Regions from separate parts of the Homo sapiens genome. Here region 2 is linked to region 1. The links are chromatin loops, found by intact Hi-C in ENCODE. Cell type or tissue: endothelial cell of umbilical vein. All regions are shown on one strand.

Region 1 (8,000 bases):
AAATAAATGGTTGAAAAGAGGTTGGAGAAGAGATGAAGTACACCAAGGAGCTTCCAGGGATGATAGAAATAGAAATATCGTGATTGTAGTGGTAGTTACCCAACTGGGGTTGGCTGTCAGTGCTCATGGAATTGTACTGAAAAGGGTGACTTTTGCTGAATGCAAATTATACCCAATAAGCCTGACCTTAAAAAGCAAGCTAGGCTGGGTGTGGTGGCTCACGCCCTTTGGGAGGCCGAGGCAGGCGGATCACAAGGTCAGGAGTTCGAGACCAGCTTGGCCAACATGGTGAAGCCCCTGACTACTAACTAAAAAAATACAAAAATTACCCGGGCATGGTGGCATGCGCCTGTAATCCCAGCTACTCGGGAGGCGGAGGCAGGAGAATTGCTTGAACCTGAGAGGTGGAGGTTGCAGTGAGCAAAGATTGCGCCACTGCACTCCAGACTGGGCGATAGAGCCAGAGTGTATCAAAACAGACAAAAAAAGGCAAGTTAAAGCCTTGTATTTCAGTCCTTAAGTGCTGCCACCTCAGTAGGAGAAATTTTCCATTTTGAGATGGGCCACACCAGGGAGGCCAGACCCTTGATGAGATGGAAAAAGTGCCGAGCTTGAAGATTTTTGACTGCAGTGGCTCATTCAACAGATATTTTTTAGTATATACCATGTGTTTGTAATTGTTCAGTCAGGTCAGACCAGGTGGGAAGAAAGTGTTACCAGGAGCCTAACCTGAGATAGTCGCAGTGGGAATGGAAAGTTAGGCCACATGGTGAAGGGCTTTTAGAGATAGAATTAAGACCCAGTTATTAGGGAAGCTGAGAGATTCTAACAGGATGTAAATGGTGCAGGTGAGGGAGAGAAGCTAGGGGCAGTTCCTGGGACCACACCAGTACCTAGCATTGTGCCAGAAGCCAGTAAATAGGGAGGAAAGGAGATGTCCATTTGGAAACCTTGTTACCACAGTGACGTTAATCTTCGAGCATTTGTGGATATCTTTAGACCAAGGGGTCAGCAAACTATAGCCTAAGACCAAATCTAGCCCACCACCTATTTTTATATGACCACTAAGCTAAAAGTGGATTTTATATTTTAATATGGCTTTTTTTTTATGTGGAGTTTCGCTCTTGTTGCCCAGGCTGGAGTGCAACCATGCAATCTCGGCTCACTGCAACCTCTGCCTCCCAGGTTCAAGCAATTCTCCTGCCTCAGCCTCCCAAGTAGCTGGGATTATAGGCACCCGCCACCACGCCTGGCTAATTTTTTATATTTTTATTAGAGACGGGGTTTCATCATGTTGGTCAGGCTGGTCTTGAACTCCTGACCTCAGGTGATCCACTGCCTCGGCCTCCTGAAGTGCTAAAATGGCTTCTTAAAAATCAAAAGAAGAGTGGCAAAATTACATAAAGTTCCAGTTTTTATGTGCATCCATAGTTTTATTGGAACACAGCAATGCCCATTCATTTATGTATTGTCTGTGGCTGCTTTTCCTATAATGGTGGGATTGAGTACAGATTCTACTCCACTTACGATGGGGCTACATCCCAATAAACCCATCATCAATTGAAAATATCATAAGTTGAAAATGCATTTAATACACCTAATCTAGAGAATATTATAGCTTAGCCTACTGAATATTATAGTTTACCCCAGCATCACCTAAGAGTATCATAGTGCATGTTGCTAGGCCAGAAAAGATCACATTTCAAAATTTGAAGTACAGTTTCTACTGAATATATATCACTTCAGCACCGTCGTAAAGTTGAAAATCAGTGGAACCATTGTTAAGTTAGGGCCTCTGTAGTTGTGACACTATGGCCTCAAAAGCCTAACAGAACCTTTTACAGAGTTTTCTGACCCTTGCTCTAGGCTGTTTGCACCTTTGCTGTTTCTGTTTTGCCTTCCCAATAATGCATAACAGGCTTTCAACAAAAGTGAGTCCTTGGGCAAATTTTATGATCTTGCACAATCACAAGGATAGTGCTTTTGTCACACTGTGCAGGATTTGGACGCATCTCTGCATCTTATGAGGTGTACCTGTCAGCTCTGAGCAGCATCTCTCTGCTGCCCTGGTCGGTTCTGGCATCTTTAGCCCAGATGGATGAACAGGTGTGTGGGGGCAGCATGGGTACTTGAACCCTGACTGCTCCTGCCTGGGGCTTGCGTGGATAACTCCTCAGGCCAGACACTGCTTTGTCCATGCAGCCTGAGATGGGTTTTCTTGTGCCACAAGTCAGAGAGAAGGGACTTCTCACTGGGCCTCCTGAACTTGATGGTTTGAGATAAGGTCAAACCCTGGAGCTGCCCTCTGGAGGTGCTGAAAGGAACATGGTCTGGCCAGTGAGAGGAATAAGACCAGATTTACATTCTGTGTGAATTTGTATTCTGTGCTGCAGGCATCAGCCTTGAAGCTGAGGCACCATCCTCCCTAACTCGAGGAAGGATTCTTCTGAGATCCCGAACTGTAGGGATGACTGAGAGACTCAAAAACTAACAGGCAGGCAAGAATTGAAACTGTGGCTTCTGACGGGACTCAGCTCCATATTGGACTTCGAATCTGGTGTGGCCTGTCCACCTCTAACCTCATCTCCTGCCACCCCAATAGTCACTGTCCTCTGCCACCCTGGCTTTCCCTAGTGTCTCTGGGGCTTTGCCTTCCCATTGGCCTGGAAGGTTCTGAGGCAGAATAGCTGAGAGGTTTGGAGTGAGTGCTAGGACACTGCTGTGGGTTGAATTGTGTCCCCCAAAAGCGATATGTTGAAGTCTTAACCCCCAGTAACTGTGAATGGTGACCTTATTGGGAAATAGGGTCATTGCAGATATAATCAAATTAAGATGAGGTCATATTTGACAAGGATGGGCCCTAATCCACTGACTGGTGTCCTTATAAGAAGAAGATTTGGACCAGACACAGGTGTAGAGGGAGAAGGCCATGTGAGGACAGATAGAGACTGGGGGATGAGTCTGCAAGCCGAGGAGTGCTAGCAACCACCAGAGGTGAGGAAGAGGCAAGGCAGGCTCCTCCCTGCAACCTTTGGAGCCATTGTGGCCCTCCGGATACTTTATATAGGATTTTTAGCCTCCAGAGCTGTGAGACAATAGAAACATTTCTATTTTAAAGTAGCCAAGTTTGTGGTAATTGGTCTTGGCAGTCCTGGAAACTAATACAAATCCAGAGCCCGGTTTTAGCCGTTTCTTGGTTGTATGACCTTGGGCAAGTTACTGAAGTTCTCTGGAGCTCAATTTCCTTAACAGTAAATGGGAAGATCGGGGATTAAACAGTGAATACATGTGAAGTTCTTAGTTCTTAGCACAGTGCCCCACATGTACTTAGCACTCAGTAAATACCAGCTATATGGCTGGTTCATTTGACACATTTCACTGCCTCAGAACAGCCTTCCCTGACATCCGTACTAAAAGCAGTCCCCAAGTCACTATCTCATTACTCTGTATATTATCCTCATTTGTCCCAAATTTTATTTATTTTATTTTTTTTGAAACAAGGTCTGGCTTTGTCACCCAGGCTGGAGTGCAGTGGCGCAATCTCAGCTCACTGTAATTTCTGCCTCCCAGGCTCAAGCCATCCTCCCACTTCAGCCTCATGAGTAGCTGGGTCTACAGGCATGCACCATCACACCTGGCTGATTTTTGTATTTTTTTTTTTTTTTAGAGACCTGGTTTCACCATCATGTTGGCCAGGCTGGTCTCAAACTTGTGAGCTCAAGTGATTCGCCTGCCTTGGCCTCCCAAAGTGCTGAGATTACAGGTTTGAGCCACCACACCCGGCCTTATTTGTTTACTTTTAAAAATAAGACTTCTCACTAGCATGTGAGTCCTGAGGACAAAGACCCTTCTTTTGTTTAGTGAGTGAGCACCCACACCAGATGCACAAGGGCGTTTATTTTAATTTTTAATTTTTGTGAGTACAGAGTAGGTGTATATGAGATATTTTGATACAGGCATACAATGTGTAATAATCACATCAGGGTAAATGGGGCATCCATCACCATTTATCCTTTGAGTTACAAACAATCCAATTGTACTCTTCAGTTATTTTAAAATGTACACACACTGGGCACTTAAATTTAGGGAAGGGGGAATGAGGTTGTTCTAAAAATTTTATATTTTGCAAAGCAGGTAATGCTGATGTCTCTAAAATTTTTCCAGAAATCCTTCGGTGTTTTTATTGCAAAACAGCAAAGAGGTTCCCGCACCTAACCTCAGTCTACCTTCTCTTGCCCACCTGGTACAGGATAAAAACTGTGGGGTTGCTGTTGTCACCTTAAATACTCACATATTTGGGCAGAGATATACACTGTTTTTAAAAGTGTAGTTCTGGCAACTTCTATGACTTAGACCTATCTACTCTTTGGGAGATCTTGTTAACTATAGGGAGTCAGTAACTTCAACACCAAAACGAGAGGCCTGGATTGCTAGCTTTAGAATCATTTGCTGTTAAGCTCTGCCCTCTAGTGCTCATCAGTGTCACAACAGTTCAGCATTTGGCTACAATTCGGTTTCTAAATATTCTAAGAGCTTTTAATATTAAATGTAATAGCATGTCAGGACTTGTATTCAACTTCAGAAAGAAGAGCTGTGTTTACAATACATGAAAATGCAGATTTAAATTGTCAAGGAATTTTATTATTAGAATTAATTGTCAATGTTCTTGAATGAAGAGCTCTAAAATGCTATGATACTGTATGTAGATTTTGAGATAGGAGGTTTGCATTTGGCCCAAAGTGTTACCTCCGGTAACCAAGAAGTTTCCTGGGAACAACTTGTATTTGAATTGTGATTTGGTATCTGAAAAAACATCTCGGCTTGGCAGGAAGGATGCTGGTATTGGGTAAGGCAGAAGACTCCATGCCTGGGAGACAGCGTGTGCCCAGGCTGACTGGAGCAGGAGAGAACAGTGGGAGGAGCCTTGGGAGAAGCAGTAGGTGCTCCATGTTGCTTGAATGGGAAAAGAGATTCCGAGAAGAAGATCACGTTAAGAAATGAGTTTGGGAGGAATTTTATTTATTGCCAAACTGTCTAACTACATATAACTTTGCAACTTGCTTTTTTCATTGGACATCATTCCATATTAAACGTATGGGCCTCCCTCCTTCTTTCGAATGGGTACCCAGTATTCCATTGTATGAAATACAGTTATAGTTAACTAGTTGCCTACTGACATTTGGGTTTTGCTAATGTTCTGTTAGAAACAATTTTGTGGTTAGTACATAGTCATTTAGTAAGTATTTGTTGAGTCTCTTCCCTGTGCTGGTCACTGTTCCAGGGGCTGAGGATACAGCAGTGAACAAAACAATATCCCTGCCCCTGTGGAGCTTTTACTCTGGGGGTGGAGGACTGGAAAGACAATAAGAAAGACAGTCAAGTCAATCCTGTTAGCTGACGATGAGTGCTTAGCAGAAAAGATGCATCAGGGAAAGCAGCTATGAAAGTTGGAGTAAGGGGACATTAAATTTTAGATAGGGTGACCAGGGAAGGGCCTCACCAAGAAGGTGACTTTTGAGTGGAAATACAAGTCAACTGTAATGTCTAAGGGGAAGAAGAAGGGCAAGGCTTTGAAGCCAGGGTCCGCCTCTTCCATGGAGGAACGAGGAGGCCAGAGGCTGGAGCTGGTGAAAGCAGCTGGTGTTAGAGTGGCAGAAGGTGATGTGCGAGGGATTGTGTGTCAGAGTAAAGACTTCAATTTTTTCTGGAATGAGATGGGAGGCATCTCAGGTTCACTTTGGCTTCTGTGTTGCTGCTAGACTGCAGGGGACAGGGGCAGAAGCAGGGAGACCAGTGAGGAGGCTACTGTGATTGTCCAGATGAGAGATGATGGTAGTTTGGACCTGTGAGAGCAGGGGAGGTGGTAAATAAGGGGGTTCTAGGAATGTAACGTGAAGGCAGAGCCATCAGCACTTCCTGATGGATTGGACATGAGGTGGGAGAAGAGAGGAGCCATGCTTGACACTGGTAGGATGGTGCTGTTGTCAGTGGAGGTGGCTTGGTGTGCGTTAGTGTAAGAATTTTCAGAAGATAAAAATCTAGGAGTAGAATGATTCAGTGTCACATAATGGGTCAAAATAAAACTTCTTGGCAACCGAAAGTTTTTTTTATTTGTCGTTTCTTACATTTTTCTCAGTTTCTAATTTTTTTCTAATAGTGTTTTTATGATAGTTACTTATAAAAATAAAAACACCCCTGTAATTATATCCCTTAGTCTACTCCATAGGTAAGATACTGAAAACTTATGGCTCAATCAAAATTATGTAAAGCAAGTAACTTAAATATTAGAGCAGAAGTTCTTAAATTCATTTGTCTCAAGACTTTTTAAATTATTGAGGACCCTAAAAAGTTTTTGTTATGTGACTTCTAGCTATTGATACTCATCATGTTAGAAATTAAAATGGAATATTTTAAAATGTTTATTTAACTTATTTTTACTTGATGAGCATTTCATGTAATTCATTTAAAAATAAGAATAAACCCATTATATACCAGTGAATGTACATTTGTGGTAAGAATGACATTGTTTTACATATTTGCACATCTCTTTAGTGTCTGATAGAACACAACTTGATTCTTATATTTGCTTCGGTGTTCACTCTGTTGTTTTGTGTTACTTTGGTTGAAGTCTCAAATAATGTGGCCCTGCACAGGTATGCAGTTCAGAAAGGGAGGAGTATTTTAATAGCCTCTTCAGATCATTATAGTTGTTGGTCTTTGATACTAGAGTTCAACAAGTTGTAGTTCCTTAAAAGTTAACTGCAATGTGGACTCTGAAATCCTGTCAATGAACTTGTTTTATTTCCTTAAAATTCAATTTGAATGGATCTCTCTTGCAATTTGAATGGATCTTTTACCCATGCATGAGTTTATATCATCATGCATTGGCCATTTGAAAAATATTGGTTTACGAGTTATGCAGATCTTATAAATGTTACATATTTCACTATGTAATATCAGAACTCACATTCATTAATATGACCACCGATCTCATCAGAAAAATCATTAAAGTATTGGAAAGCTGTCAAACTCATGTGGTGAATACAAGTTTTCCAAAATTCTAATTTTCACTTGAAACCTGGAATTTTATCATTGGCAACAAACACTGTCTGTTGTTTTCCTTGAAGTAACAGGCTCACTTTGTTCGTTTTTCAGAAAATGGCTGCCAAATAAATACCCGAGTCTGAATAACCAAGTTTGTCAGACATTCTTTGAAGTAAAAATTGTGCTCTATGAAAAAGCAGCTAGTTGAGCCCACAATTCAATTGCACAGTTGCTTTTCCTTCACACAAACTCTGTGCTTGGAAACACAGCAGAATTGTTTTCTGTGCATGTCCTGTTGCATTGTATAGAATACTAAAGAGACATGTACTCGAGGGCCCATATTTAATAAAGTGAGTAATTCTCACTGCTTCATCAAAGACTTCTAGGTGGAACTGGCTATTTTTCTTCAATTCTTTGAGCCAATGGGAGTCAAGAGTGCAATGGCCCCTGGTAGAGTTTGGTGCCTCTGCCTTGCTTTGTGCTGAGGCACCAGGAATTAACCCATCATAGCTTTTGCACCACCAGTATAAATGTCAACCCAGTGAAACAGGCAAAAAATGTCTCTGTATTATTATGAAAATAAGTTTTGACCTCTCAGACCCCCAGAAGACCCCCCAGCCTGCAGATCAGCCTGTGGAACACACTTTGAGCACCACTGTACCAGAGGGTCTTTTGCTACTTAAGAGACTAAAAGCTGCAAAAACACTTAAAACACAAATAATCCCCTCTTGTTTATCTAAATCCATATTTATTTCTCTAGCAAAGTTTACTTTTAAGCTCAGCTTGCCCAACAGTTGCATTTACATTTAAAGAGACTTGTTTTTAATGTAGGAAAGACATTAAATTTTCATTTAAAAGTAAGGAAAAAATTGAGAGTCAATCCTTGAAGTAAGGGTTCTCAATTGTGGGCCTGTTCCTTGCAGTGGAGTGGATTGTGACACCTCTGGAAATGCTAA
Region 2 (8,000 bases), 110 kb before region 1:
GGAGTGCAGTGGCATGATCTCGGCTCACTGCACCCTCCGCCTCCCAGGTTCAAGCAATTCTGCTTCCTCAGCCTCCCGAGTAGCTGGGATTACAGGCATGGGCCATGATGCCTGGCTAATTTTTTATATTTTTTGTAGAGACGGGGTTTCACCATGTTGGCCAGGCTAGTCTCAAACTCCTGACCTCAGGTGATCCACCCGCCTCAGGCTCCCAAAGTGCTGGGATTACAGGCATGAGCCACTGCACCTGGCCAGCTCTTTTCTTCCATGTACTGTACTCATTTTTTAGGCATATTCCATCCCCTTAGGGCAGGGCTGAGTACGTAATTGGTAGGGCTCAGTGCACAATGAACATGTAGGGAGGGCCTCATTCTAAAGTTATTAAGAATTGCAAGATGACAATCGCAGAGCATTAAACCAGCTGTGGGATCCTTCCAGCTCAGGGCCCTGCATGCGTTCTAAGAGGCTACATTTCTATAGGCAAGGTTAACTGGGTCAAAGATGACACTATACATTTTTGGTCATTTTTTATTTTAGAATATTTTAATACTGTATTAAAAGATTAAAACATAAAGATTTTAATCAGTCATTACTAGTTCTTTTTTAAATATAGAGGTCCTTAAATTTGGGAGATATGAACATCTAGGCACCCCTTCTATTAACACTTAACTGATTCTAATCACTACTTAACCCTAATTTTCACCCATCCTTGAGTAGCACTGCATTTCCCATCTCACAGGCTCCTCTGTGGCTCTGAAATGTCTCGTCTTAACTGGAGTAGGGGTCATCTAAGGTTGCGGCAGCTGTCATGTAACCATGCCACCCAGAGAGGACAATTTCCCTGGGGAAAGGAAGTTTATTTCCCAGTTGTACCGCTTGAAACCCAGGGAGCAGAACCTGGGAGATTAACACCTACAGCACAGAGGACGAAAAACGTTCAGTATTGTCCAGCAAGTCAAGGTGGGAATTCCAGGAGATTAGAGGCAGTGCCAGGTGCCTTTCCACCAGTTGCTTGGGTGGGGTCAGGAAAACATATCCTCAGAGGACAGAGGCCAAGGCTTTGCCCCTCTGCTCTTCCCACGGCTCCTATTCTCTGGCCCTGGCTCTCAGGTTATCCTTTGTTCACCTGAAGGGTCCTAACTAAAGTTGCCAGATTCAACTAATAATAAATACAAAGTTCAAATTTAACTGGATAGACTGTATTTTATCTGGCACCCCCAGTCCTAACCCTGGCACCCCCCGCCCCACCCTGTCTTGGCTGACTCAGGACTGGCTTCTTAATGACTGTAACTGCTCCCCGACCAGTGCTCTCCCCACCAGCATCTCCCACCAGGCTTCCTTGGACTTAGCTGCTGATCTGCCTTGCCCTGCCCTGCCCAGCCCTCTGATGGGGACTTCACAGACAAGCTGTTAACCACCATGGAAGATGCCAGTGCCAGGCGGAGACTCATCTCCGACCTGCGGTCAGCTCTGCCGGGACCTCTGTGCATTCCTTCCCAGTGCAGCTCATCCTTGGCACTGAGACCCATGGCGGGGGAGGGCGGAGCACAAGCTTAGCTCCATCACCGGCCTGCAGGGTAGGCTCAGAGTGCATTGAGGTGGTAACTGTGGCTTGGGAATGCCTATTAGACAAGTTATTCTCCTCAATTTCATTTCATTTTAAATTTCCCTTTTTGGAAATGAGCATGAAAGTATTGAGTGTCAGGAATGTCCACATTTCTTGATGATATGTCATTGAATCCTCATAACAATACTATGAGGTGAGTAATATTGTCCCTACTTTGAAGATGAAAAAACTAAGGTTCCACCACCTTACTATTGGTAGATTTCAAAGCTTGAATTAAACTCTGATCTTCTAAATCCAAGCCCAGGAGCTGGGTGCAGTGGCTCATGCTTGTAACCCCAGCACTTTGAGAGGCCAAGGCAGGAGGATCGCTTCAAGCCAGGAGTTCAAGATCAGCCAAGGCAGCAAAGCAAGACCCCGTCTTTAAAAAATAAAAATAAAAAAATAAGGCTGGCATGGTTGTGCTTGCTTATCCTAGCTACTTGTGAGGTTGAGATGGAAGGATCACCTGAGCCCAGGATTTCAAGGTTACAGTGAGCTATGATCACATCACTGCACTCTAGCCTGGGTGACAGAGCAAGAGCCCATCTTGAAAAAAATTACCCCAAGCCCATGCTTTATTGTTGCACAGTTTCATCATTGACCACCCAAACAGAAACTTTTGAATAATTAATTGTTCATACCTCACTCTTTCTCCAATCTGATCCCTATGTCCTTATGATTTTGCCACTGAAATGCCTCTTGATACCACTGTATTGGCTTCCTAGGGTTGCTGTAACAAATGACCACAGACTGGGTGGCTTAAAACAACATGAATTTATTCTTACAGTTCAGGAGGCCAAAAGTCCAGAATCAAGATGTCAGCAGGGTCGGTTCCTTCTGGAGACTCCAAGGGGAGAACCATCCTGTGCCTGTCTCCTTGCTTCCGGTGATTGCCAACATCCCCGACATTCCTTGGCTTGTAGCTGCATCACTCCAGGCTCTGCCTCTGTTGTCACATGGCTTCTTCCCTGTGTGTCTCTCTGTGCTTAGGTACATCTCTCTCTCCTCTTTCTTATATAGGCATCAATTACTAGATTTAGGGCCCTCCCGAATCCACTATGTCCTCATCGTAACTAATTACACCTGCAAAAGACCCTATTTCCAAATAGGATCACATTCTGAGGTTCTGGGTGAACAGGAATTCTTGGGGGACACCATTCAACCCAGTACAACTGCTATCTCTCTACTCCAGACTTTCACCATCACCACTGTTCTGCTTTGAGGCTTTCCCCTCTCCAATTCATACATTGCTCAAAAATTTGCTTTCTGAAAAGCAAATCTGACCACAGCACTCCACAACTTAAAAATGGTCACATATCTAAATGGCTTCTAGCAGTGGTTCTCAAACTTGAGTGTGCAAAAGGATCACCTGGAGAGCTTCTTAAAACTCAGGTTAGAGAGCCCCATCCCAGAGCTTCTGATCCAACAGGAGAAGCTGGAATCTGCATTTCAACATGCGTAAGATGATTCTGATGCAGATGGACCGTAGACCATGCTTTCAGAAAGGTCTATAGCATAAAATGCAAAAGCCTAACAAAACCCAGCACACAGAAAGCACTCAACGAAAGTTAACCATGATGATTTTTTATTTTCATAGCTTTGCTCATTTTGCCTACTTTTCCTGGGAATTTTTTCCCTCCTTTTATCACTTGGAATAGTTTCTTTTATCCTTCAAAATCCAGTGACGAGGCCATCATCTCTGTAAAATCTTCCTGGACCCCCTTAGTGCCATATTAGTTACTGTCTTCTTGTCCATTCCCCCATAATTATTGCTGGTATTCTTTGTTCCATTACCATATTATGCAAAGGAATCACACATATTTCTGTCTACATACATGAACAGTTTGAGGGCACCTACCATTCTGTAGGGCTTAGTAGAGTGTCTGGCATATTTTATAATTAAACTGCTTATTGGCCAGGCACGGTGGCTCACGCCTGTAATCCCAGCACTTTGGGAGGCCAAGGCGGGCAGATCACCTGAGGTCAGGAGTTTGAGACCAGCCTCTAACATGATGAAACCCCGTTTCTACTAAAAATACAAAAAATTAGCTGGGTGCAGTGGCACGCGCTTGTAATCCCATCTACTCAGGAGGCTGAGGCAGGAGAATAGCTTGAACCAGGGAGGTGGAGGTTGCAGTAAGCCGAGATCGCGCCATTGCACTCCAGCTTGGGCAACAAGAGTGAAACTCCATCTCAAAAACAAAAAATAAATAAATAAACTTCTTATCACATCTCTTCATACAATTGAATGTTCAATTTATTGTTTTAAAATGGAATTGCATGATTCTTTTCTTAATTTAATTCAATAATTATACTAGCTCCTCTTTCTTCCTACCACGCTGTCTGTTTTCTCTCTCCCAGATGCTCCAAGTTTCACACTGTGGTCAGTGTGCAGTGACTAGTCTGGCTGGATTGTTTTGCATTCCAAATACCTTATTTAGGAACTAGGGCTTACCACCCACTCATAGATACAACCCTCAATTCTGGTGGCAGGAATGTTCTTTCTCTGCTCTGCCTGCAGAATCCATAGGAAGGCCACCAAATGCTGTGCTTCAAACTCCTAAGGAAGTTTGGCTCCTACCAGTGGAAGCTAGAAGCTTATTTACTGGCGCAGGCCATGGAAGCGAGCTGCCTTGGTCCAAAATATCATCTTTTCTCTCTGAGAATATTATCTCAAGACCACTTTATGCAATAAATGGATAAATGAGCTTTTCATGGGCCTGTAAAGATTTTTGAGACTTGAAAAACTATATGTATTTTTCAAAATAAGGAAAGGAAACTCCAGAATCAAAATTGATAAATTGAATTAAATGTCTACAAAATATAAAATGATTCCAACTAGCCAGCTGCATCTGAGCTCAACTCTGATGTGGTTATATATGTTCTATTTCATGTGGAGCACATTTTAATAATTTTTTAATATGGGATGTGGTCTCCGAAAGCAAAAGTGCCTGATGTTTGGGAAGTTCTCAAAATGATCCCATGTTGTCTGCCATGACAGAGCTCACGGCTTTGAGTGGAGTCCATGTGAGGAGTGGGAGAGGAGGGTCCTTATCTGGACAGTCAGATCCAGAGAATCACATGGAAAATCATCCCACAATCCAGGCTTTTGGAATGTGGTTCCACATGTGAAAGAGCATTTGTGTAGATGATTGCTGCTCAGCTTTTGACACTGAGGTCCAAGCCAATTCTGACCAGGCCAGAGGGGGCACCAGAGGCCCGGATCCACCAAACCCAAAGGGCCTAAAACTCACATTGTTTGCATTGCATCAACAAATATCTACTGAGCCCTGTTATGTGTCTAGAACTCTGCTAGTGATGGGGAACACCACAGTGAGCAAGATAGGCACCATCCCTGCCTCAAGGAGCTTACAGAGCAGTTAAACAAACTCCAAGAAGCTAACCACCAATAGAAGAAGGAATGCAAAGGGATGTGCAGATTATCATGGGTGTCTGGTAGAGAGGTTAACCTAGTCTGGGAGTGAGGGAGGACCACTCAGAGGAACTAACATTTAGTATGATAACTGAAGGGTGAGTAGGAGTCAGCCACAGGAAAGCGTTTCGCACAGAAAGCCCCGTGCTGCCTTAACATGGTGTCAGATGCCAGGAATGGGCATCCTCTGTGTGCCCGCTATTCTGAAGCCCCTTCTGATTGGCCCAGTAACATCTCTGAATCCCTGCCTTGGCTTCCTGATTTGCCTTGAGTGCTGGAACTACAGATAGCTTTGCCGACGTTGCTGGGGCCCTCCCCGCCTGGAAGTAACAGCCTCTGCACTAGATGGTTTGCCCTGGGTGGCCCATGCAAAGCTGTACTGCTGCTGCCACCTGTTCCCAGGTACCGCCACTGCCCTGGAACACCACACCCCCTCCCACCCCATCTGACCTCCTCAGACGTCAGCCCAGGTCAGAGCACACTCTTGTGTGTCTCCCTCCTTTGGCCTCAGTGACTGCAGGAGCCAGCCACCCACCCTATTGCAGTCCCACCATTTCCTTCCAGCTCAGGCCTCAGGTTCAACCACACCATGTGACAGATCCTACCAGAATGCTGAAGTCATAGAGCAATGTTTCCTAAACTAGGGAATCCAATGCATCCTGAAAATATATCCATGCACTCCAGTTTGAGGAACACTGCACTGAAAGATAATGCAGTCACTTCTAGTTGACATGATTATGAACCAAACACAAATGTGCGCCTTGAAACTTCATGTCAGTACTCTTGCATACTTCACAAATGTTGTGAATATAGATTAGATGAGGCACATAAGACACCTGGAACTCCATCTGAAGAGGCCATGTAATTACGAATGTGTATTATTATTTGTCTTCATCCTGTCTGCCAGCTGAGAGAGACAGCCAGCCTACATTTGCTCAGCAGCCTGGAACTTTCTCCTCCAAAGAAAACCCAGTTCTCCCTATAGAAATCCAATAAGGCCAGATATTTAGGAGAAAAGTCACTGGTTTCTACCCCTCAGAGATTGGATTTTGGTTTTAGATTCTGCTTTTCAAATTAACTTGTCTACTATGCCTATCTGGCCTAATGCTTAAAAGAAAAAAGAATGTTTGAATAACCTTTATACTAGTCCCCAACAGGCCAAGGGCTCTGAGAAAATGAGAGGATCTGGAGAAGGGTAGATGCATGCACACACACACAAACACAACCCACGTGCATACACATGTGTGCACACATATGTTCTAAGAGTGCCCATACAGGTGCATGCGTGTGCACACACTCTCACACACACATCATCCAGCTGTGCTGAAGTCTCTGGGTAGAGAAAAGGGTACTGACCTGTGTTTACACTGTGCCTTTTGTCTGGGGTACGCAAAGTTCCTTCCAAGGAAGGCAGGCTTTGTCACTCCTCACCACCCCACTGGGAGGCAGCTGCCCCAATCAAGTCCTGGGGGATATCCCGCTAGAGCCCTGTGTGTCCCCTCTAAACTCTCCTTTACCCCCAGCGCAACCCTCCTCCTGAACACCGGCTTCCTGTTCCTGGGCATTTTGTCCTTAATCCCCCTCCACTGTCCTGCCCACTGTCTTGTAAGGTGGGTCGGGGGGTGGGGGGACATACAAAAAAATCCAAAATACTAAGTAAGCCGGGGCATCTTTATCTTTCCTGTGACTCTTCTGGTTTGGTGTGTCTGTACTTCCAGGGAACTTGTCCTCAGGCGGGCCTGAGTAGGAGACAAATCTTCAGCTGCTGGTGGGGAGGGGCTAGAATATTTGGAGTTTTCAGTGCACTTATTCCTCAGGGACTTTTTTTTAAAAAAAGAAAGCAGCCGAGACCCAGAGTCTAGCAAGGATCCATAGTCCCAAATTCTGCTCTGGTAGAAGACCTGGTAAAATGCTGCATTGGTCTCAGTTTTGTATTTCGTGTTGCTTTCTTTGCTGGGGGACTCAGATATTAACTCCATTAATAGTTTGAATGCAGTGCAAATGCTTCTCCTTCTGTAGTTATTGTTTGTGTTTAGCTGGTCTTTGTCTAGAAATGATCATTGCTGCAGGTGTAGGAGGAAGGGGCACCATTGTGCAGTTCTCAGTCTGTATCAAAGGTTTCTGAAATTGCTGCCCTGAGAAGTCAGGCAGGTTGAGAGGAGGGGAGATCTCTTTACTTTCCTGAGGCTGTTTTCTGCAGTTTGGGGTTTTGGAGAAGGCATCAAGGCTGAAGGACGGTGGGATCTCCCCTAGGGGGCCTCAAGGCAACTGCTGAAGTCGTTTTTCTCAGTCCTTTCAAATCAGATCTTCCTTTTCTTTTCTTTTTCTTTTCGTTTTTTTTTCTTTTTTTGAGACAAGGTCTTGCTCTGTCACCCAAGCTGAAGTTCAGTGGTGTGATCTCAGCTCACTGCAACCTCTGCCTCCCAGGTTCGAGTGATGCTTGTACCTCAGCCTTCTGGGAGTAGCTGGGATTACAGGCACCCACCACCACTCCCGGCTAATTTTTGTATTTTTTGTAGAGACAGGGTTTTGCCATGTTGGCCAGGCTGGTCTCAAATTCCTGGCTTCACGTGATGTACCAACCTTGGCCTCCCAAAGTGCTGGGATTACAGGCATGAGCCACTGCACCTGGCCAGATCTTCCATTTCAAACCTCTTTCATTCTCTGTCTCCCTCCACCTCTTGGTGCTGATTTGTCTGTCCTGAGGCTTTCTGGCTTTACAAAGCATCTTCTGGCACTGGACACGTTGTCTAGGAACAGGTTTCACCCCCAGGGCCCTGTCCTAAACACTAGCCCTGCTAATTTTGGCTCCACACTGTGAAGCCACCCGTTCTGTGAACCTCTTTCTATTCCCTAAATATGCCAATTCTCTCTCTTTTTCTTTCTCACTTTCCCTGGAGAGTAGAGTCTCTCCTGGATGTGCAGACATGGACAGTCAGCTGTCCACGCGGTTTGCTGTTT

What was found. A loop is a pair of places that touch in the nucleus more often than their neighbours do. Peaks named below come from ENCODE experiments on the same cell type or tissue, not always from the same donor. Only the 100,000 strongest peaks of a DNase experiment are listed, where the experiment ranks them.
Region 2: a loop joins it to region 1, with 2.3 times the contacts of the local background. A loop is called at or near these places in 14 of 110 quality-filtered maps.

The regions. Positions count from the first base shown.
Region 1 is chr1:93,626,127-93,634,126 of GRCh38, reverse strand. All of the region lies in intron 3 of BCAR3 (BCAR3 adaptor protein, NSP family member), which reads left to right. Among named protein-coding and RNA genes, the nearest start is that of BCAR3-AS1, 38 kb to the right of the region's middle. In endothelial cell of umbilical vein, a CTCF peak has its summit at 4,479 (motif pointing left); a DNase peak (open chromatin) is centred at 4,446; H3K27ac peaks cover 2,408 bases.
Region 2 is chr1:93,732,006-93,740,005 of GRCh38, reverse strand. It overlaps a transcript of BCAR3 not described here. Among named protein-coding and RNA genes, the nearest start is that of BCAR3, 54 kb to the right of the region's middle. RefSeq lists an enhancer at 1,239-2,438. In endothelial cell of umbilical vein, a CTCF peak has its summit at 4,772; no DNase peak of the experiment used is centred here.